2 separate regions of the Homo sapiens genome follow, and region 2 is linked to region 1. A link is a loop called in an ENCODE intact Hi-C map of the cell type or tissue named here. Cell type or tissue: heart left ventricle. All regions are shown on one strand. Each heading gives the region's core, and the rest is flanking DNA. Links, peaks and the distances in the headings are about the cores only.

Region 1 (12,217 bases), core at 4,977-7,476:
TTCTGACCACAGCTTGAGTCTCTGTAATAGAAATGAGTCTGGCCTCACTTCTATACCAGCCTTTACTACTCTGAATAGAAAAATGGTTCTACTCTCAACATTATCAAAACTTCTTTTTAGAATACAAGACAGAAAGTTCTTACCTTCTTTGTAGCACGCACACATCCACACACAGACACACACACACACACACACACACACACACATTGTTCAGCTCATTTATGTGACTTCTTTTCCATTTTTAGCTTCTCTTCAAACTTGGCACAAGTGCTTGAGAATGGGGGGAAAAGGCTATGGAGAGAGGTTGAGTTTGAAGAAAATCCAAGTGATATTCGCTAAATATTGCAATCAAAATGGCCTCTACCCTTGCCTCCTGTCTTCACCTCTCACCCAAACCTCTACCAGTGTCGCTGCACCAAGCTTATGAATCATGGTGCTCTCTCTGGCTTATTTGGCGAACTTCCCAATAGCAGCATGTACAGCCCTTGTACCCTCTCCATCCTCCCTAGCCCATATTTCTTTTGAGTCTCAGTGACAGTACCAGTCACAAACTCCAATATGTTCAACTATTGCCTCTCTGGAAGTGCTATTTAAGTTGTCACAGAAATAGAATCCCCAACAGCACTCATTCCCCAGTTAGTCCATCTAAAAAAATAGAGAATGTTTAGATTAAGTTGAATTCAAAGCAACCCCCAGAGCTAAAGTCCTTACTCTGGAACTGTGGCTGTGATTTTAACCTTAAAGTAGAGAAAACTCTCGCTCTGCTTTCTTTTACATTATTTCATGGTAATCTTTCATGTATCAACATTGGCTTTCTAGTTTTTATTTTAATAGTTTCATTCGATCACAAAGTTTGAAAATAACATACATAATTATTCTTTTGTTAATAAACATTTAGGATTTTTTTGGGTCCCACTTCAGTTTATTTTCGCTAAGGAAAAAAATTACTACTATGGTATTTTCAAAAAACTTATTGAAATATTAATCCTGGTTCTCTAGGGGAAAAAGTACCTTTATGAAGTAGTAATTTCCTACAGGATCTCAGAGTATCAGCTAGTGGCTTCAAGGCTGAGTCTATAAAACTATGTGTGGTAAGTTTAAAGGTGCCTATTTGTTAAATGATAAACTCATGAACAAGATTTTTCAGACTGTATTTACCTGGGGATTCTGGGTCCTCTGAAGAGGCCAATAATTGTGAGAATTGCTTGATAATTCAAGTATTCCTGGAATTTCCAGAGTGTTATGAAGTTTGATTATTAAACCTAACTTTGGCAAAGAAGGCAATGATGTTTTTTGCAATCTATTGCTGTTACAACCTTCTCCCCAACTGCACTGAGGTTTTTATATTGAAGAACCACGGGGCTTGAATAAACACAGCAGAAGACTCAGCAATAAGAGGCCTCACTGAGCGCAAAGGAGCATGGTCCCTGGGTCCAAGGCCCAAGGTGAGCAAGAAGAGGAGGAAACTGAATCTTCTATGAGACCACATTTTAAAAAGAATGTGGTTAAGATACAAAAGTTGTAGCTGGAAAAGCAATGCAGAGGGCAAAGTCTCATGTGAAAAGCAAGGGTAAAAATGGAAGAAACACGTGATAGGATCGGAACTCCAAAAAATGGAGAGTTAGTCAGGATGGAACATTCAGAACAGGTATAAGAAACAGCTTTACGGTAGCTGTTGCAACTTAAAAAGATCATGGTGTGACACTCTGTTAACAAGTATTATTACAGGTTAATGATAATCTAGTTATATAATAATAAACTGAAGGTTATAGAGGATCTAAATGTGCTTCCAAGTGCTAAAAAATAAAATCTTTCATCAAATCTAAGATGCTATTGTGTGTAAGATGTATCTGAATGTTAGAGGGTTAAGATGTGGAATCAGGTGTGACTTAGAACCTAAGATATATGGTAAAGTGAATTCTCTTCCATATAATTTAAAATGCTGGATATTTTATTATACCATGTTTCTTTGAAAGTGGTGCAATATATAGTATATTTTGTAGTTACGTACCCATTCCACAGATTATTTAATAAATCCCTGAAGTGAAACACACTACACAACAATCTCTAAAGGCAGAGAATTAAAGGGGACATGGATCATGTTTTCCCAGATCATATTGTTTTGTAATAATTTGATCAAATACCCTATCTACAAATACCATATATTTTGTTATCTTAGGATGGGCTGGGCCTTAATGGTCTCAAATTGACCCTCAAATCTCAGTAGAGTAATCCAACAAAGGTTTTATTCTAGATCAGCTCACATCACGGTCTGATTCTGTCAGGAAGCCTTTCCTCATCTTGGAGCAACAAAGTCTGGAGCATAGAGTCTCCTGGGCTACTACAGCAGGGAAGAGACATGGAGGGAACCTATTGAGACCGTTAGCAGCCTTGGTCTGAAGCTCGCTTTGTTCCTCTGCTTGTGGTCATTGGTGGAGCATTCATCTAGGCCAACTGAACTGCAAGAGAAGCTGGGGACTATTGAAAATCAGAATGGAGATTTCTGAACACTATTTCTGGGATAGGAGTTATTTATTAAATGGCTTTACTTGGACAGAAATCCTCTAAACACTATGTGTTTTCATGAAGCAATCAATGAAGAAGTTGCCTGACTCCCTGATTGACATCTGTGCTCCACGTTTGCTCTCCTTGATATATCTTTTTGAAAATAAGTTGCATCTTTTTCTAGCTTCATATTTTATAAATAACATACTCTTCTGTAAAAATAAAATATAATTTATTTACAATAATCTCATTAGGCATGAACATCACTTTCGAAGTATCGTGGACAAAGTATTTAGAACCATATAAAAATTATAATTATGGCTATGCAAGCTCCCCTTTGGATCTCAGGCTTTAAAGATTGAAACATATAGCACAACAAATAACATTAGGTATGACAAAGCTACTGCATCCCCAGGCCCAGGGAGTACCATTTGTGTGTACTGGGAGTAAGTGGTGTGTGCAGGGTCATCTGAAAAGAGCAAGGCAAGCCTACCCCTGGAGTTGTAGGACACACAGCAGCCCAGGGTGGAAACCTGAAAAAAATACTCATTTTAATCTTTATTGAAAAACATTATCTGCCCTGAAACTATAATTATGGACTCTCAAGAAGAGAGCAACTTTATGGAATAAAATTAGAGAGGAGTTTTGCCTAAAACACTCTATTTGAAATGACGTAAAAATGAACAAATAAAGGAATTTAACTGCTGGCCTGAAAATGTAAGCATAGAAATAAATAAAAATAGAAACATAGTCCCTAGTATTTTAGAACAAGGCCAGAAAAATGGAGATTTTAACAGCAGAAACCATTAAAATTTTTGATGCCTCACCACATGAAGGTGGAAGCTTCCCCACTCCTGAATTGTTTCAACTGCCTTCTTTCTTTCTTTTGTTTGTTGTTTATTTGTTTTAGAGACAGGGTGTCATTCTCTCACCCTGGCAGGAGTGCAGAGTGCCATCATAGCTCCCTGCAACCTTGAACTCCTAGGCCCGAGTGGTCTTCCCACCTCAGCCTCCCAAAATGCTAGTATTACCGGTATGAGCCACAATGCCCAGCCACTTCCAATTATTTTCTTTCACTCTCTCTCGAGTCTGATTATATATTGTTACTAATTTTTAACAAACATGCCAGAGTTTTGCATTTAAATGAATGTTGTTTCAGTCTAAGTAGTCATCTTGGGAGGCTGTGGGTTAATTTGATTGATGTTATCATTGTCCAAATATTTTTGGAAACTCCTCTTTTGGAATTGCCTTCAAAGTCAACATCACATACTTTGGAACAGTGACAAATCAATGTCCTAAAAGGAAGACTCTTATTTGAAGCCACTAAATGTTCTTTGAAGTTAAATTTATTACCTAAAGGAAATTATCCAGCTTATTAATATCACTTTAAATTCTAAGATATATATGAGAAGATATGACCTTAATAGTAATTATGATTTTATACAACCTACACACAGGTATGAAAGATACTTTGATAAAATGTTTTGAGCAAAAATAGCTAGTGTTAATGTTGTTGGTAGCTATCAGTCCATGGAAATCTCTATAAAGTCTACTATATTTACTTAAAATTGTTTTTTGGCTTTTTTTTAAATTACACTTTATGTTTTCAGGTACAAATTCTCTGTTTGAGCATTCTAACCAAATAAGGCCAGATGACTTATTGACCCTTCCACCAGTTTTTAAAATTATGGTGTCATTTTGTATTTCCACTACCTTAAAATAACTATATAACCAAATTAAACTCATTAGGATCTTATATTCAATTAACATTAACAGTTTTTTAAAATATATATATAGTTTTGTAATAGTTTTAAAAAGCATGAGATGAAAGGAAAAAGCAATAGATTTGGGGTACCTAATTAATGCCAGGCACTCAGCCTGACTGAAACCAGAAGATAACTGGAGTGGGGAGAACCCAAGCCAAGTGTGTACTTGGATCTTCCTTTTGGATGAGGGCACAGTGGGGCTTCTCAAACCAGGATGGGACAGACCTTCCTGGGTGCCCTGTTGATTTGTCCCTCAAACCACACAGCGAAAGTTACCTCCCACTGGGAAGATGCCATAGGAAGGCCTGATTTCCCACCACTAATGCTGCTGAAGCTCAGGCTTGTTGGTTGTTTTGTTTTAGAGACAGGGTCTGGCTCTGTTGCACAGGCTGGAGTGAGTGGTGTGATCATAGCTCACTGCAGCCTCCAACTCCTGGGCTCAAGTGATCCTCCTGCCTCACCTTTTCACATTCCACCTGCTGGGATTACAAGTGTGAGTCACCACACTGGGCCTGAAACAGAGACTTAATGTCCCAATCATGGCCACTGGATACTGAGAGAAAAATTTCTGTGTATGGATGGGAAGGGTGAGGCTTGGTAGGCATAGCTTTTGAGACAGGAAGAGGAAGCCCCTCTTTTCTCCTCCAGATTGTGATTTGGGGAAAGCCAGGAGAATCTCAGAGTCCTGCCACTCAAAACTAACCATCCTATATAATGCATCAAAATCTCATTATTTTTATTTTTATTTATTTTATTTATTTATTTGAGATGGAGTCTTGCTCTGTTGCCCAGGCTGGAGTGCAGTGGTACAATCTTGGCTCACTGCAACCTCCACCTCCTGGGTTCAAGCGATTCTCCTGCCCCAGCCTCCTGAATAGCTGGGATTACAGGCACATGCCACCACACCCAGCTAATTTTTGTATTTTTAGTAGAGATGGGATTTCACCATGTTGACCAGTCTGATCTCGAACTCCTGACCTTGTGATCCGCCTGCCTTGGCCTCCCAAAGTGCTGAGATTACAGGCGTGAACCACCGTGCCCGGCCATCATTATTTTTAATAGATCTATAATGTCCCATATTATTACCATATCATAATTTATTCAACTATTCCCTCTGTAATGAACATTCAACTTGTTTTCAGGTTTTTGCCACCTGAAAAATCACCTGTTTATTACAGAGCTTTTACTTTATAAGTAATAAACCCTTTAATAGACATGTGTTTATGTACTGGTAATTCCTCAATTGGGATTGCTAAATAAAAGTGTATGATGTTTTAAATTGTAATAGCCATTTCCAGTTTAATTTCTAAAAAGGTTTGAGCAAGTCACACTCCCAGCAGCTAAGTAGAGGGCCTACTTCACTAATGTTGGACAGTGTTTTCTTCTTTAAATTTTTGCTTATCTGGTGTGTGAAATATTCCATCTAATTTTCTTATATTTTTCATTTCCTTGATTCACTAGTGAAAATACAATGTTTGTGGCCCATTTTCTTTTCTTTATTTACAACTTCTTTTAGTAGTCATTTGTACATTAGGAATATCACTTACATGTCTTCTGATGGCATTCTGACTGCATATATTTTTCCCAATCCATTGTTTTGTATAAGATATGTCTTCAAATACACACAAATACACACACACAGTCATGCACTGCATAATGACATTTCAGTTAATGATGGGCCTCTTTTACGACGGTGTTCCTGTAAGATTATTGGTCCTATAAGATTATAATACTGTATTTTTGCACTACCTTTTCTATATTCAGATATGTTTACATATTAAAAACTTACCACTGTGTTACAATTGCACACAGTATTCAGTAAAGACACAAGCTGCAAAGGTTTATAGCCTAGAAGCAATAGGCTATGCCATATAGGCATGTAGTAGGCTATACCATCTAAGTTTGTGTAAGCACTCTATGATGTTTGCACAGTGGTGGAATCACCTCATGATTTATTTCTCAAAATGTATCCCCATTGTTAAGTAATGCATGACTATATATGTATATATGTACACACACATATATATATATTCCTTCATTCTAATCCAGTTAAATATAACCATGTTTTCTTGCTAAGTTTCCTACCTACCTTAACATCTCTCTTGACCAAAATTGTACACGTATTTTTAAATATTTTGTTTTATTTTTAATTTTTACATTTTGTTTATATTAAAATTTCATTTAAAGATAGGGTCAAGGAGGAACCCCCTAGAAGCTGATGAGCCTTGTAAGTTCCAGTAGTTTCCAACTCATCTTTAGGTCATTTCTTCCTCACAAATCATTCCTTTCTCATGCAAATATTTCTCCTGTTTCCATCAATATACTTGGAAATAACAAACCACTTTTCTTTTAAAATAGTGAATCCAAAATTTGTATCGAATTTCCCCCAATTAATTAAAAGAAATTTACTTCAACAAGCACTCTCTATTGCTGTCTGCTGTGCATCGGGTGTTGGGGAAACATTGGCAGAGATACAGAAAGGGGAAAATGTGACATGGCAGTTTTCCATAGGGCACTTCCAAACTTGATAAGATATTCTTTTTCAGACCAAAGCTCTACAAAGTTTACAGTTCAATTTTATATCAAGGGACCAATTTTTCACACACGAATCATCATTTAAAATTTGGTGGTGAAAAGGGAAATGGCAGAAAAATTTTGTGGAGTGGGGGTTGTCTCTTTTGTTCTCTTGTGGGAAACACAAAAAACAAAATAAAATGTGACTGTTGCTTCCTTCCCCCACATCCCAAACTCTATGTGGTTTAGAGGAAGGAAGTGTTCAGGAGAGAAATCAGTTTCCTAAAGTTTTAACCAAAAGACTTAGGGGATTGAATTTTTTTCTAAAATAACAACTGCAAACGGATATTTATATAAAGAGTTAGGTCAAACCTAAGAACTAAGAGTTTATTTTTAGATTTCTGCTTGGCCAAGGGGGAAATATGGTAAATGAGCCTCATGTTCTTAAATGGGCATGCAATGGAACTCAAAAGATTTCAGAAATCTGAGAAAATGCTCTTAAGAGCATCAGTTTCTGTAGGCATTATTAGAAACCCCTAGACAATAACAATATTACTACGGGTTTTCTTCCTTCCCCGCCGGCCCCCAAAGTTACTTTCAGTTTTAGTGCTCTGGTCTCTACATTCTTGAAGATACCAAAACAAAAAGAATAAAGATTATGTAAACATAGAAGATATAAATAGAATGTCAAGTGACTTTAGCTGCACAGATGGTGAAGCTGTGCTTTCTGTGGGGCAGCCACCAGCCCTGTGTGGCTATGAAGCATTTAAATGTGGCAAGTCCAGATTGAGATCTGCAGAAGCATTTAGTACACATTGGATTTAAAAGTGAAGTATGAAAAAATACAAAATATCTCATTAAAATGTTTATATTGATTACATATTGAAATGGTCATACTTTAGACATAGTTGGTTCTATAAAAATATATTATTAAAATTAATTGCACCCATTTCTTTTTTCCTTTTTTAAGTGTGACTACAAGAATATTTAAAATTGCATCTGTAACTCAGAAAATCTTTCTGTTATATAACAGTGGTACAGTACTGGAATTAAGAGCTGGGCTCTGAAGTAAACCTACCTGGATTCATAGTTGGGCTACTGACACACAGGCCAGATGACCTTGGGTAAGTTCCATAGGCAATCTGTGCATCAAATTTCATATTTATAAAACTATGAAGGATAAAAGCTTTCCTATTTCAGAGGGCTGTTTGAGCATAAAGCGTTCAGAGCCTGGCACGGTATAAGAATTCACTAAGGCTTCGTTCTGTTATTTTTACTTCAGAATCCAAAAAAGCAAACACTTTTTTTCTGTAAGAGAGAAGCTCTAAAAATAAACAACAAAAAAAAATTAAAATCAGAAATTTATGCTTCCCCCACCTTCCTTCCCCATTCTTTGCAGCCAACTTATTACATTGAGGAAAAAAATCAAACTATCCTTCTAAAACAAAATATTTTCAAGATGCGAGATTGTCTGTTAGGCATTTTTTACCCCCCATAGCTGTGCCCAGTTCTCTGAGAAGACGAATGCAATTAGAGAAAACTATAGATTTTTCCTTTCTATTAATACATCTCATACAGAATTATTGGCTGTAGTATTGGATCTGACTTTAGAAAAAAATAAGAGCATGTATCTGATGCCCCTGACATCATGGAAGTGAGCCTGAAAACAATAATAGTTACAAGGCACAACTTGAAGTTATTGTGGGTTCAGTTCTAGACCACTGCAATAAAATAGACATCACGATAAAAGGAGCCATACTATTTTTTTTGTTTCCCAGTGCATTTAAAAGTTATGTTTATACTATACTGCAATCTATTAAGTGTGCAATAGCATTATGTCTAAAAAATGTACTTACCTTAATTTTAGAATACTTTATTGCTAAAAAATTCTAATGATCATCTGAGCTTTGAATGGGTCCTAATCTTTTGCTGGTAAAGGGTCATGCCTCGACGACCACTGCTGATCAGGATGGTGGTTGCTAAAAGTTGGGGTGGCTACAGCACTTTTTAAAAATAAGGCAACAATGAAGTTTGTCACATTGATTGAATTTCCCTTTCACAAAAGATTTCTCTGTAGTGTATGATGCTGTTTGATAACATTTTACCCACAAGAGAACTTCTTTCAAAATTGGAGTCACTCCTCTTAAAACCTGCCACTGCTTTATCAACTAAGTTTATGTAATATTCCAGATTCCTTGTTGTCATTTCAACACTGTTCACAGTATCTTCACCAAGAGTAGATTCTATCTCAAGAAACCACTTTCTTTGCTCAGCCATAAGAAGCAACTTCTTATCCATTCAAGTTTTAACATGAGATTGGAGGAATCCAGTCCAATCTTCAAGCTGAACTTATAATATCAGTTCTCTTGCTATTTCCACCACATCTACAGTTCCTTCCTACACTGAAGTCTTGAACCCTCAAAAGCATCCACAGAGGTTGAAATCAACTTCTTCCAAACTTCTGTTAATGTTGATATTTTGACCTCCTCCCATAAATTATGAATGGTCTTTCTGACATCTAGAATGGCAAATCCTTTCCAGAAGGTTTTCAATTTGCCCAGATTCATCAAGAAATCACTATCTATGGCAGCTATAGTCTTATGAAATGCATTTCTTAAAAAATAAGACTTGAAAGCCAAAATTACTACTTGACCCATGGGCTGCAGAAAGGACACTGTGTTAGCAGCGTGAAAATAACATTAATCTCCTTATACATCTCCATCAGAGGTCTTAGGTGACCAGGTGCATTGTCAATGAGCAGTAATGTTTTGAAAGGAATCTTTTTTTCTGAGTAATGTGTCTCAACAGTGAGATGAAGATATTCAGTAAACTATGCTGTTAACAGATTTCCTTTACCTAGGCTTTGCTGTTCCACTTATAAAGCACAGGCAGAATAGATTTAGCATAATTCTTAAGGGCCTTCAGATTTTTGGAATGGCAAATGAGCACTGGTATCAACTTAAAGTCACCAAGTTGCATTAGCCCCTCACAAGAGAGTCAGCCTATCCTGTGGAGCTTTGAAACCAGGCATTGACTTATTTTCTCTACCTATAAGAGTCCTAGATGGCATCTTCTTCCAAGAGAGGGTTTTTTTGTCTTCTTTGGAAATCTGTTGTTTAGTGTAGCCACGTTCATAAATTATCTTAGCTAGATCTTCTGAATAACTTGCTACAGTTTCTACATCAGCACTTGTTGCTCGGCTCTACCCTTTTATGTTATAAAGATGGTTTCTTTTCTTAGACCTCATGAACCAACCTCTGTTAGCTTCAAACTTTTCTTCCGCAGCTTCCTCATCTCTCTCAGCCTTCATAGAACTGAAGAGTTGGGACCTTGATCTGGATTAAGCTTTGGCTTAACAGAATGTTGTGGCTGGTTCAGTCTTCTATCCAGACCATCAAACTTTCTCCATATCAGCAATAAGACTGTTTTTCTTTCTTGGCATTCATGTGTTCACTGGAGTAACATGTTTAATTTCCTTCAAAAAGTTTTTCTTTATGTTCACAATCTGACTAACTGGTGCAAGGGACCTAGCTTTTGGCCTATCTTAGCTTTCGATATGTCTTCCTTGTTGAGCTTAATCATTTCTAGCTTTTTATTTAAAGTAAGAGACATGCAACTCTTCCTTTCCCTTAAACTCTTAGAAGCCTTTGTGTGGTTATTAATTGGCCAATATCAATATTGTTATGTCTCAGGGAGGCCTGAGGAGAGGCAGAGAGATGGGGAAATGGCCATTTAGTGGAGCAGTCAGAACACACACACCATTGATCAATTATGTTATTCAATTATGGCAGTTCACGGTGCCCCAAAACTATTACAATAGTAATATCAAAGATCACTGATCACAGATCACCACAATAATAATGAAAAAATATTTTTCATTATTATGAAACAATTTTTATTTATATAATAATTTAATCAAAATTATTTGAAGATTTTTGTTAATTTATTCAAAATTATTTCATATAAATAATTTCAAAATTTTCAATATTATTAAAATAGTGCAGTAGTTACTAATATGTGACAGAAAGACATGCAGTGAGCACATGCTGTTGGAAAAATAGCACGAATAGACTTGAACAATGAAAAGTTACCACAAATCTTCAATTTGTAAAAAACACAGTATCTGTGAAGCCCAAGAAAGGAAAGCACAGGAAAACGAAGTATGCCTGTACTTCTGCAGAGCTTTTTCTACTTGTGAAGCATTATGCCCAAGTGCTTTACATGTTTTATCTCATTTAAATTCATACAACAATCCACTGGAATAAGTATTATTTTCTCCATTTGATGGTGAGATGGTATCTTGGAGAGGTTAAGTAATTGCTAGAAGTCACATAGTTAGTGACAGGGTAAAGATTAGGTCTAATCTGGGTCTACTAAAGACATGTATTGTTAGGGGGTCTTATTATTTCTCAGACAACTATCAATAGGTCTGCACAGATCACAGCCTCGTGGAGAAAAAAAAAATGCTCTTATCCTGTAGCAAGGATATTACACAAGTGAAAGAGAAATAGTTATTAGGCTCATCACATTGTTTCTGCTAGAGCATGACTTCAGAAATTAAGTTATTTTCAAAATTTCTTGCAGTTCACTCTGTATGATGGTGATGTTTTTGAGATAATTTCACAGCACATAATCTAACACTTAGCATATAGTTACTGCTTATTTAATGATTGTTGAATAAATAATCATATGAGTATGTGTGCCACTAGCTTTTCCTAACCAGAGCTTGTCATCTGAACCACAAAGCACAAAAATATTCTGAGTGATTATTTACTCAATCTTTTCAAGTATTTATATAGCAAACACCATTCAAGATCCACAGGTGAGAAGTTAATTTATTACATGCAATAGATGACTTAGGACAATGGGGCTTAATTCACTCTTGGAATCCTATAAAGAACTAAAATTAATCCATGGTCTTTGAGGGTTACCTTAACTTTAGTCAGGGGTGGCAAACTACAGCCTGTGCCAAATATGGCCTATAGACCGTTTTTATAAGACCTCTGAGCTGAGAAAGCTTTTAAAAATTTAAAGGCTTATTTTAAAAATTGAATAATATGCAACACAGGCCATATGTAGCTTGCCATGCCTAAAATATGCACTATCTGACTCCTTTCAGAAAACAAAAATTAATCTCTGCTTTTGGTCATAGTACCTATATATCCAAGCAGAGCAACAGCTAACTTAACTGTTATTATTTGAGAAGCCCCCTAAGACACACGGCCTATAAAGTATTTGCTACCAATCTATCTTCAGATATAACATTCATACTTGTTTTCACTTGTACATTGAGCATTAAAACTGCAGCCTTGCCACCCTCATCCTCCACTAAAGGCCCTTGCACAGCAGCATGGCATAGTAAGTAATGCCATAGACTCAGAGTGACATGAGTACCAATTTCAGCTATTATTAGGTATTGCTTATTAGGTGAG
Region 2 (12,217 bases), core at 6,327-8,826, 110 kb after region 1:
ATGATAACATGAGATTTCAGGATGTGAAGTAACATATTAGCAAGTGTGTTAGAAAATATAAAATATTTTACAGTATGATAACATATCATCAGCTTGTTATTCTTAATGTGTTTCCTTGTAGGGCCTGACTACCATTTCTGAATTTTGGAATTTGGTATTTTTTAGTAAACGTTTGAAAAGATGAAATGCTTATACCAATAGCCTGTCAGTGAAGGAAAATTTATGTAAAAGCTAAAGAAATGCAGTTAAATATAAAATAAATATCTTAATGCCGTAAAACAGTAGCATTTGCAGTCATAATTCCCACAGTCAGTAACAATATATTTATTTTCAAGATGTGTGATGTTAATGCAATAAAAACATTGTTGCCCTATTTGAATGAAGATTTATTTGCACTGAGTATAACCCTGCAGAAATGAGTCAGAGAATTGGTAAAATTTGCAAATCCAAACATTCAACTTTGAGTGTTCATGTTTTGTGCATAATAGATCTAAGCGCATATCAAAGAAGTGATTTTGCTAAATTTATTACTCTTTAATCATGTTAGATTAAAATTATCTTTAGAATTACAATCTTTAAACTATGTAATGCCCACCTAGAAAATTTAATTTTCAAACGTTTGTTCTTTTTTATATGCTTTCAATGGTTTTCTTGGCCATATCAGCTATATAGTTGTCTTTCTGCAATTCTCATTCTACTCTTATACCCCAGTGAATCTATGTTTGGCTTAAAATAAATTTAGATGGTCAGATACTGAGTAAGAAATTAGGAAATCCACACACTGTTAATTCATAAAAACAATAATGTTCATTGAAATAATTAACCTTTCTGCACTTTAGTTTCTAGTTTGATTTTATTGATTTCTTATAATTTGACCTAAAATCTCTGTGTAATAAAAAATAAATCATCATGAGTTATTAGAAATTCTAAAATTTTAAGACTAATTAAAAAGTAAAATTCAGTTTATGAAAATGCAATTTACTGAGAGGTAATTTCTCTGTTCTTTTTGTATAGAATAGAATCTATTCAGGTTGTTGGTACACATGTAATTCTTATTGACTATGTGTGATATGCTAATAGCTAATTAAAACTACTTTCATTCAGTTTACCACCTGAGACAACAGAAAGACTAGTGCTGGAGAAGTTAGGGTTAAGTTTAGAGTTAGAAAACAAGCTCTCAAGGACTTGTAAGAGCAGTCCCATCCCCTGAATCTCAGGATATGGCAGCTCACTTTGACTGAAGGAAATTTTAAAGTCCTAGGGTGACTAACACTTTTCTAGCACTGTTGATTTTCTAGATTAGACAAGAATAAGAGAATACCAATGAAGGCAGGATGATTTTTTTTCTTTATTCTATTTTATTTATTTATTTATTTATTTATTTTTTTGAGACAGAGTCTCACTCTGTTGCCCAGGCTGGAGTATAGTGACACGATCCCGGCTCACTGCAAGCTCTGCCTCCCAGGTTCAAGCAATTCTCCTGCCTCAGCCTCCTGAGTAGCTGGGACTACAGGCGTGCGGCACCACACCTGGCTAATTTTTGTATTTTTAGTAGAGACGAGGTTTCACTATTTTGGCCAGGCTGGTCTCGAACTCCTGACTTCGTGATCCGCCCACCTTGGCCTCCCAAAGTGCTGGTATTACAGGTATGAGCCACTGCACCCGGCCGATTTTTCTTTCTTTCTTATGAAGAATGAGTAATCTGTAACTCAGTTTTATATATTACTTTAGGGCTAATGTGTGTAAGTCCTATACTGCCCCTCTTGTAGAGCTTATTCTAAAGGGGTCTTTGTAATCTGATGTATGCCCCACCTACTGCTGTCCCCCAACACTGACCACTGACTTCCAATTGTTCAGACAACCTTGTTCTTTTCCTTCGTATCTCAAAATCTTTGCCTCATCTCTTCCCTCTGCATAGATTGAGTGCTCTTATTTTATTCACCTCTACCCCCAAACACATATACCCATACATACGCATACACATACATGCACATTAATACTTTAGGTCTCAATCCAATTTTCATTTCCTCAGGGGAATAATTCCCTCATTCCCTTGTCTTCATCCTATGGGCTCCTTCTTTGTCCTGAGACAGAAGTCATGAGGAGGAGCCAACCATGTGCAATTTTGGGGAAAAAACATTCAGGCAGAGGCAACAGCAAGTGCAGATGACCAGAGGTATCAGATCAAGTAAAAGTTATGAAGTATTCTGGTACAAAATCAGCAAAACAGAGTCAGAGGTAAGCAAAGGCCAGGTATTGTAAAGCCTTGTAGGTCATAGTGACGTTTGAAATTTACTAGTAGGCATTAGACTAGTATTTGTTATTATGAAATGTTCTTTAAATTTTGAATTTAGTTTAGTTAAATAATAGTACCTCTATCATTGTGACTGACCCTACCAGAATGTTAGTAACATTTAAAAAATAAAAAGGTCTCCAGCCTGGGCAACAGAGTGAGACCCTCTCTCAAAATAAATAAATAAACAAATAAAAGGGTGAACAACAGCTTACTTCAATAAATATTGAATGCCTGTTTGTATAAAGAATGGTGTTAGATGCTGAAAGATGCAAAGTTGAAAAAACCTTGATCCCTGTGGTTACACGTAAGAGTGCAAATATGATGGTATGTGGACCAGAGCCCCAACACTACCTGAAATCAGCTACCCCTCTCTGAAAAAGTTCCACAGGAAATAGATGCTAAGGAGCGGAAAAGAAAACAGAATAACATCTTATTACTAAGTAGGACATCTGCTCCAAGCCCACTGTAGAATGCTAATGAGCCACACTGGAATTATTAATTTCACACTCCAGTAACCTAGAGCCCTATATTGGACAGTTCTTTTTATGACATATGTTGAAGAAGAAAGATTATCTGAGAAGATGGAAGAGAAGCAAAAGTTGGGACCTGTTCCAGAACACACCTTCCTCCTTGCTTTTGGGAGGAAGAACGTCCCCATGGAAGTCTGTGCAAATGGCGTAACGACCATGCCTACATGTCCTTGAACCTTCAGCTCAGTGCACTGGCCAAGAAAATGTCTGTAAACCTAACCCATCATAGCAGTACTCCTCAGTGTGTGTATTTGGGATACGGGTGGAGAGTGCAGAAGGGGTAGGAAGAGGGAGGAGGGCAAGGAAGGGTACTAATATGCACCTTACTCCCTCTGGATGCCAATACTTGTCTTCAGGCAACTTTTCTTGAGGTGGGGTAGAAGATGTATGTGTGAAATCAGTAGTAATGGTGTATGATGTCCTAAGTAGTGCTAGTAATAATGAAACTCTGAATGGCATTTTTTGAGTGTATGCTATCTGCCAGGAACTGTTCTAGGTGCTTTACTTGTGTTAGTCATAATTTAATCCTCACAATAGCTCTGTGAGGTAGGTGCCTTCGTAACTTTACATGTACGGAAACTGAGGCATAGAAAAGCCAAATGACTTGCTCAAGGTTACTCAGTAAGTGGCAGAGAATCTAAAGTAAAGAATAAGGTGCTGAAGATCACAAAAGAAAGAACACTAAGCTAGAAAAGTTGTGGAAGGCATTTGAGCTATACTTTCCTCAGGTTGAAAACATGAAGATATACAAAGTATGTTTGGATAGAAATGTTTGAGTGCAAGGAGGGTGTGTGCCATAGAGATTGCCTGTGCTGGCTAGATTGCTGCCTGATTGGCCCCGCAGCAGGTAGCAGCAAGCCTGGAAGCAATACAGTCAGAAACTGCTGAGAGATTGTGGAGGTTTTGAAAATGTAGTATAAAAATATCCCTGTAAGCTTATGGCAAGCTACACTTTTAAATAGCGTTGAATTATAGGTTAAAGTTATTATGCAGACATGTTTTGCTTCCCTTGAAAGCTGGAAAGCAAGGGACAGCTCTCACTGCATCTGTAAATAGGCTGCTGTCTGTTTTTCTTTCTTTTTGTGGTTGTAAAGAATCATTCATGCCAGCGTAATGAGCTTCAGCAGCTGTTAAATGAAATTATATATTCTGTTCAACTAGGGCCTTCTAATGCTGCCATTGTCTCCTGGCCATCCTGGTGTCTTCTCTAGTGCTGAGATACTTCTAAATCACAATGGCCTGAGTTGTTGTTAGTCCAGGAGATTCTGAGGTTTGGATCAGACTGGGCCTGCAGAGTGAGAAGCTATTTTGGCAAAGATAGCCATAAAGGGATGTTATTTTTCTATATCACAGCTGCCCTCGTCAGCAAGGACTATGAGGAATGCTAGAGGTAAACTATTCACAATTTTCTAAAAAGGTTTTTTAAAACAAAATTATTATTTATCAAGTTATATACAGCATGATGTTTTGTCTTCCAAGTAGAGAACTTAACCAAATTCATAGACAGTTAAGGCTGAGGGTGTTAAATGAGACTTGGCACTTCTCTTCCTTCGTGATGTTTCTTCGTTCCACACCTGTCATTCTTGGAGCTTTGTGGTCAGCTCTTGTAGTATAAGTTTGAAGATTTTTAAATCTCAATCTATTATTGCTCTAAATTCAGACCTGAACATTGAGTCTTTTAAAACTATTTCTCTGAGTTGATTGTTTTCCTCTAGTGCACTCTAAAAAATGTCAGCTCCCCATGCACCACCAAGAAATCACTCCGCATTCTGGTGCCCCCAGGCCCCACTCTGGGTCTCTGGTGTGCAGGAGGCTGACCTCTCCTGGGCTATGCTCTGTGGGTTCTGCCCCTTTCGATGGTGGTGGGTGGGGTTATATCAAGGCACTTTTTGGTGGAAAGGAAGTAATCCTGTTTGGGACTAACTGCACAAGTTTCATTGCCTTGGAGTTAGGAAACTCTGTGCTTTTTTATGGACAGAATTCCCCTCTTTCCAAACACTTAATTCTCTCTCCTCCTCCATTGAAAGAAGGTTTAGATTTTTCCACAAACATTTCTGCCATATATTTATGAAAGGAAAACAAAATATTTGCTAGGCATTATTTGAATATGTACCAGTTAAAAAAAGAGGTCTGTGGCTTTTGGGTTACCAAACATAACTACTAAAAGGCAAATCCTGGTGAAGTGTTAATTTAACCAATTAAATTATATTTAAGAGTCTAAACATAAGGGAACCAGAGAATAAGCACAGGAAACATATTTGTATGAGTAGATATGTACAGATATAAATTCAGTTTTATATATTTTCTATTTCTTTACATCCCTGATTTCTATATGGACCTTCTGTAGATGGCTAGTTTGTTATTTATAAATTTGAGCTGTTTGCACAGTAGATGTTACTTTAATTGTGTTATTCTAATTATCTATTTATCTATATATCTAATTATACATCTATCTGCTTTTAAAACTATAGCAATATATGCATGCTTTTATAATCTCTTCACTTTTATATCTGACTTTTGAAGAGGAAGTTAATTTTGATGAACAGTGATGAGGAAAATATCCTTGAAGACTAAAACACTGCAATAAAAAGAGAAAACCATGAGAGGTTTCCATGTCTTGGTCTCTGTTTATATTACTAAAGAGATGTTAAAAATATCATTTGGGGACTATCTTATATTCTGTAACTAGAGCATAACTATCTGCTGACACATAGGCCACTTCCGAAATATTGCTTAATAACACATTTTCAAATACCCTGGTGCCATCTCAGGCAAATTAATCTCTGAACTAACAAGAGTCTTTACTGTGCTGCACAGATCTTCTCAGAGATATGTAATAAATGGTATGTATTCAAGGACTGCTGCAGTAATAGTATTTATGTAGCTTGGCTAGAAACATTTGCTCTCTTAACAGTGGGCATTTAAGATGAAGACTGTCCCTGGCATTGTGCAGCACAGTAGGAACATTGGCCTGCTGACTAAACAAATATGATTGCCAAAGTGAATTATTAAATTCCAACTGGCCTCACTTGCTAGAGAATTTCACTCCTTTTTCTCCCACACAGCTTCCTACTTTTTATTAAAGGAACAGTTTTCAGCTCTTGCAAATAATTGCAGTATTTTGCTAGTCATTACTACAGCAGTTTCCCACTGTTTATATTTTAAAACTAGCACTTGGATGAGTCCTGTTGAAGCAGAACAAATAACTGTGTGTGCATCTGTGTAAATATTTATCGAAATTTGCTTTATTAAAAGTCCCAGTGAACTTTTGTTCTAACTGCTATACCTTGTGTCACTTCTGACACAGTCACATCATCAAGCTACTGTTACTTTACAAAACATGGGTGACTTCATTTCAGTATTTCCTTCAGAGGACTTATTTGGGAGACTCCCTTCCAATAGAGGAAGTGGGTTGATGAGTGCTGGTGTTCTCATTCCAGATCCTTCACATCTCTGGAAAGCTGCATCCTTTGTAGAAAATAGATCTGTATGTGTGCCAAAGTATAACCCTGATGTTCATCAGGGCAGTGGGAGGAGGTCATATATTCCTTGTCTGTTTGAACAGTGATCCTCCCATTTGGCAGGACTTTGAGAGGAAGTATTTAACAATGGGATTTTATAAAATTTAATGTAGTAAAGACTGTTTTTATATTTGAATGGATCTAAGGAAGTTTTCTTTTTCTCCCTCCGATAAGTGGGGGGTGTTTAAGGGTAATGGTGTCTACGAATTTATTGGGAGGATTTGGCTGTTTTATTGGACCTTGTGGAATAATTTGCTTTCATTTTATCATTTCCATGAAAGGTAGTCCTCAGAAGAAAAAAATGTGGTCTCTTAACTTCATACCAATCTTAAATGTTTTGCTTAAGGGGAATTAGTGAGGAAATAACAGTCTCAGGAAGGTTGAAAACTGTGATTTTACTCAACAAATATTGCTCTTTTAATCTCTCCAGCCATGCCAGAAACTATGAAGTTATTTTCTTTCACACATGCACTGTAAGACCTGGTATTTTAAAAAGCTTTAAATATAAGTAGCTTTATCTTGAAAATAAAAATTGTACATAGTAGGGGAAAAGATGTTCTTATCATCATCCCTTGCTTCCAGCCACATGATGTCTCCAGTGGAGCTGCTGACGACACAAATTTCCCTAAGTCTAGCACACCCAGATAGTGTCAAATGGTTTGTTAGCAGTTACTGCAGAAAGTTAGAGGACATCTGAGGAACAAAGGTAAATCCCTTTTCTCCAAGAACTACTAGGTTTATAGGTCTAGAATGAAAGAAAGGTTTAGGTCTTCATTAGCCAGTGACCCAGGCCATCATAACACAGAGCAAAAGTTACCTCTCTGTGTTTGAAGTGTTTGAGTGTCTGCTGGGAAACATAAGAAGGAAAAAATAATACCACCAGTGTACTTTTATTATATACTTTATTTAGACTTTATTAATTTCTAGTCTTTAAAACAGTAACTTTAAGGAGATTTACTTGGTATAGGATCATCATAACATCATAAATTCTTTCTCTTGGTAGGAGCATTAAGTTACTTGGTCCACATCCTTATCAAACAGTAGCCCCACCAATTGGTCATGCAGAAGATGTTTGGATATTTTCTGAGTCATATCATTACTGACATCATATTTTACGTATATAAAATTCATCCATTCACTTGATATTTTTTGAGCCCTTACCCACATAAATATATGGCAAATAACAATGCAGTCTCTTATTTCAAGGAGTTGATAAGTTACAAGAAGATAAAAATGGAGACAGTGATTGCATGAGAGAACCTGTAGTAGAGGTGCTGTTGAGAGTTTTAGAAGGGGTGGACGGAGAAGGTCTTTTGAGCTTAGTGTGAAAATCAGTTCAAAAAGAAAAATTTGAACATACTGAAACACAGCAGATCCTGGGCAAATGTATCAATGGAGCAGACAACCCAGAAAGCTAAAGAGCTTGTGCAGAGGATGGAAGTGTGGAGAGTGGAGCCCTCAGGAAGAGCTAGTGGAATATGCTGCCCAAGTCAGTGTGAGAAGACAACCATGGAAAGAATCTGTGACTATGGGGGAATAGGACATCTAAAGGTGGGCAGAGGAAGATGCTGCAAAGAGGCATCAAGGAGGGTGGCTCAAAGGAGCCTGCAGAGGAGGAGGAAGAGGAAAATGAGGCTGGAAATGTGAAGGGAGAAAGACCACAGTCTCAACAGCTGTGAAGACCAAGGAATTAGCCTAGAACAGAAGAAGAGGTGTCTTTCCTGTGAAGAAGAAAGGATGGGTGAATGTTAGAATAGATTTCATCTGGGAAGCAGTAATGTAGAGGACAGAATGTACTTCATGAAGTAGGAAGTAAAGTAGGTCACACCTGAAGGGGATGAAAATAAGGATGAGGTGGAGGTTTGGAAAGGCTGCTGCAAGCATTTAGCAAAAACAAAAACACGTCGGCTGTGGAAGAGACTCTGTGCTTCACTGAAGGCCAACTGAGATTAAAGGCCACAAATTTGGGGTGGCACGCATCCACTTGGTGGCATGATTTTTTTTCTAGCGTTACAAGTTCAAACATAGGTACAAATAAGGGAAAATATAGTGCACTGGAGACCCCACCTGAAAAGGAAATGTGCCATTGTTGGGTATCTAGTGTACCATAGCTGTAAAGAATGACATGATGCTGGTATTTTGGTAAAGTATACAAATTATACACATGCCTTATCTAGAAGCAGCAGCAGCTCTTCCCTCCCCCGCTGTCCCCACTACATCCTCCCATCAGCACTCCAAAGTCTTTGGTTGTGCCATGACCTCAGAGTAATCAAAGCCCACAAATCTGGCTTGGCTCTGTAGTTTGTTACAGGATATCTCATCTCTCTGACCTCTTAGGCTCATTTCCTTCTTTTCTTAGGCTTTACAGATTGACCTGTACACTTCAATGCTTAACTATATACAGCAGTGCCTGATTTATTTGACCCCATTCAGGAATGAGCTTATCCCCACAATTAAATTTTTCAGATACATGAATTATATTTCATTTATAACTAAAACGACTAACCAAACCAAAAAGACAATTTCTAAAATGTGTATTTCTATTACTTGGTTTCTCTAAAGAGAGTAATGGACCTTATTTACAGCAGATTATTAATGACTTAAGGCCATGATTCCAAACATCAGTTAATGGGCTACACCTGTGGAGTATAATGAACCCCCTCTGGTTTTTTTTTTTTTTTTTTTTTTTTTTTTTGGTGGTGGGGGTTGGGCTTTGGGAATTCTGAAGGCTCATTGCCTTGATAGTTGAGACTGTCAAATTGTGTCTTTTATTACGTTGTTTTGTAATTGCTAATCTTCCTATGACTAAATAGTACCTTAAAAGCAAGGATTATGCCTGATTCTTCTCTATTCCCCACTTTTCTGTTGGTGCTTAGAACAATGCCAGTAAAAGTTCCGTAAATATTTGGTTGATTTCTAAAGATAGCACAATTCTCTTAACGTTGGCTAAAACCACATTAGCTTTTTTTTGTTTTTTGTTTGTTTGTTTTTTTGGCAGACATCTGTGTTACTCAGGTTGGGCTTAGTGTCAGAACTCTTTTCTTTTTCACATGAATTGCTGTTTTGCCCCAATTGGTGCTTTTTTGGACTGTTACCTGAATTGAAGTAGGTATTTACATTTATCCCTAAGACTTCACAAAAGCTACCACTGTCACTTTTCCCCCCATAGGAAATTTCTTAGAAATGCTGCCTAATTAGGTTAATTTTAGCCCATTGTGCTAATCTGTCACAGGTTTTTTGGGGATCTTGATTCACTATTCCAAAATATGCACTGCCTTCTTTAATGTCAAATTTGGAAAACCTTATTTTCCTCTAGTTTAAGATGGTAATACAAATTAAAATATTGTATAGAAAATGTCCAAGGAAGGTCAGAGCTGTAAAGGCTGAATCTCAACGCTCTCCTCCAGGTTGATAATCTATAGATCATCAGTTTCTTCAGTTCTTTTTTTTTTTTTTTTTTTTTTTTTGAGATGGCGTCTTCCTCTGTCACCCAGTCTGGAGTGCAATGGCACAATCTTGGCTCACTGCAACCTCCACCTCCTGGGTTCAAGCAATTCTCCTGCCTCAGCCTCCCGAGTAGCTGGGGTTACAGATGCGCGCCACCATGCCTGGCTAATTTTTTGTGGTTTTTTTAGTAGAGACGGGGTTTCACCATGCTGGCCAGGCTGATCTCGAACTCCTGATCTCATGATCTGCCCGCCTAGGCCTCCCAAAGTGCTGGGATTACAGGCGTGAGCCACCGCGCCCAGCCCATCAGTTCCTTTAGAGCATATTTGTGCAGCAGTTGTGAAATCTCCCTAACGGTATTCGGATTCAGACTAAATTTCCCCACGTGGACATCTTGAGAGACTTAGTCATATAGACTTTGCCTAATACATTTTCTCTGTCTGCCCATCTAGTGATCAGATAAAAAGGGGAGGAAATAAAAATTAACACTCTTGTTAAATAAATATCTGCGCACCTTCTCTCCAAGCTTCTCAGAAAAGATAACCGATAATTGCTGATCCAAGACAGAGGATTTCAGACATTTGTTTGTTCACTTAATAAATACGTATTAAGTTGTTACTCTGAACCAGACCCTATGCTGAGAGTTTAGGATACAGCTGTGAACTACTTAGATGTAGCCCCAGAAATGGCCGTTACTGCCTGGCTCTCAGAGAGGCTGAAGGGTGTGGTGAGAGTGTAAAGCAGCTAATTGTGAGTAAGTGGTAGACAGACTAGAGCTGGGAAATAGCATTTGCAGAAGTGGAAGCTTTTCAAGTCCCTGAGATTGTAAAATCAAATTCAATGTTGAAGTCTAGATGGATTGGGAAACTAACTAATTGAACTGTGTAACAGATAACCCCTAAGAAACTGAAGTTTGGAGTAGCTTGTTTCCTAAAACATTTAGTACTAATAGACTTTTCAGGCCAGTAATTCAAGCACATACTAGCGAGAGCTTGTTTCACGTAACTGGTTAACATGCTATAAAAATGGCACTGTCATCTGAAGTAAATGTCTTTGAACTTAGAACTGCCATATAAGAATTTGGACTCTTTGCCACAGAGTGAAGAGGAAGCCCAGGAGAACAATGAGTCAGTTTTTTTTTCTTTTTTTCTACATTGCCTACATTTAATATTCTTTTAGAGAGTTTTCAAAGAATTGCTTATGCAACACCTATCCCAGTATTTATACAGAGGGAGAAATTGATCATTTTCAGAAAGTCCTTTATTTAGGTATGTACTACACCTGGGCTGACTCTTATACTGATTTCTAAGTTAATTGTATCCTATGCACAGATCTCAAAAGGACTGTGGGTGAAGAAACAAGATCATCAGCCCAAGACCCCTATTCAACCCTAACTGGGTTCCTTTTCCTATTTTCCAGTGCAGCTTATCCTTGTACCTAAAGTTGAGTAGCCCCACTAGGAAAGATTGGCAGAAAGGAATAGTTAAGCACCCCTTGGAGCTTGCTGCCTGCAGGAGCCTACTTCTAGGTACTCAGCTTCCCTTCCACTCTCTAGGGATCCTGTAGACCACAGTGTTTGTGCTCAACTGCAGAAGCTTCATGTGAGAAAAAAGTTTCCTTTTCTCCACTGACATATTCTTCCACTTTTTCTTTATATAATTTCCTGCTGGTCTCTTTAATCCCCAGGCTTCTTTCAAACTCCTGTTTCTCTATATAGTAGCTTCCTGTACAAATGTATGTCACATTTATATGTGGAAACTTGCCTAAATAAAATTAGGCAGATGTGTGATGCCAGATATACACATATGACTCACCCCGCCCCTCCCCTTGCTTCATTTAGTTTCTGGTCAAATACCACTTTACTAAGAAAGGCCTTACCTGACCACCACCTCCACCTAAAATAGCTCTCCTTCAAATGGATCATTTGGCTTACTGCACTTCCCCTTGCAGCAGTTGTCACCACCTGTGAAATTATATAATATCTTAATTAATTGTATTTGACTCCATGAATGCCAGGATATCAGGGACTCACTGCTGAGTCTCTATAGCCTAGAACAGTGCTGGTACATAGCCCTTAAATTCTTTTACACAAAGAAGAACCTATTAAATTTTGTCAAATAAGAAACTTGAGGTTTATCTTAATGACAGAGTTGCTATTATCACCACCATCTGTTTTAAAGTTGAGTATACTAAAATTCATAGCCTACTCAAGGTCACACAAGTAGTAAGTGGAGCCAAGCTTCAAACATAGATCTCCTGACTCCATTCATATGACCCTATAAACTGTCTCAAAACAAAAAGATAAATTAATATAAATATTTATTGAATATGTCTTTGTAGAGAAAGCATAATAAGCATAAAGGGCAATGCGTTAACCTTTATCACAAGCAACCCTATTGGAATGTGTCAACTTATCAGAATGA

The links. Peaks named below come from ENCODE experiments on the same cell type or tissue, not always from the same donor. Only the 100,000 strongest peaks of a DNase experiment are listed, where the experiment ranks them.
Region 2: a loop joins it to region 1, with 3 times the contacts of the local background. A loop is called at or near these places in 32 of 110 quality-filtered maps.

Annotation. Positions count from the first base shown.
Region 1 is chr6:71,491,372-71,503,588 of GRCh38, reverse strand. No RefSeq gene overlaps it. Among named protein-coding and RNA genes, the nearest start is that of LINC01626, 76 kb to the right of the region's middle. RefSeq lists an enhancer at 7,355-7,554. In heart left ventricle, for the core only: no CTCF peak of the experiment used is centred there; no DNase peak of the experiment used is centred there; H3K4me3 peaks cover 638 bases; H3K27ac peaks cover 1,125 bases.
Region 2 is chr6:71,387,676-71,399,892 of GRCh38, reverse strand. No RefSeq gene overlaps it. Among named protein-coding and RNA genes, the nearest start is that of MIR30A, 9.8 kb to the left of the region's middle. In heart left ventricle, for the core only: no CTCF peak of the experiment used is centred there; no DNase peak of the experiment used is centred there; H3K27ac peaks cover 571 bases.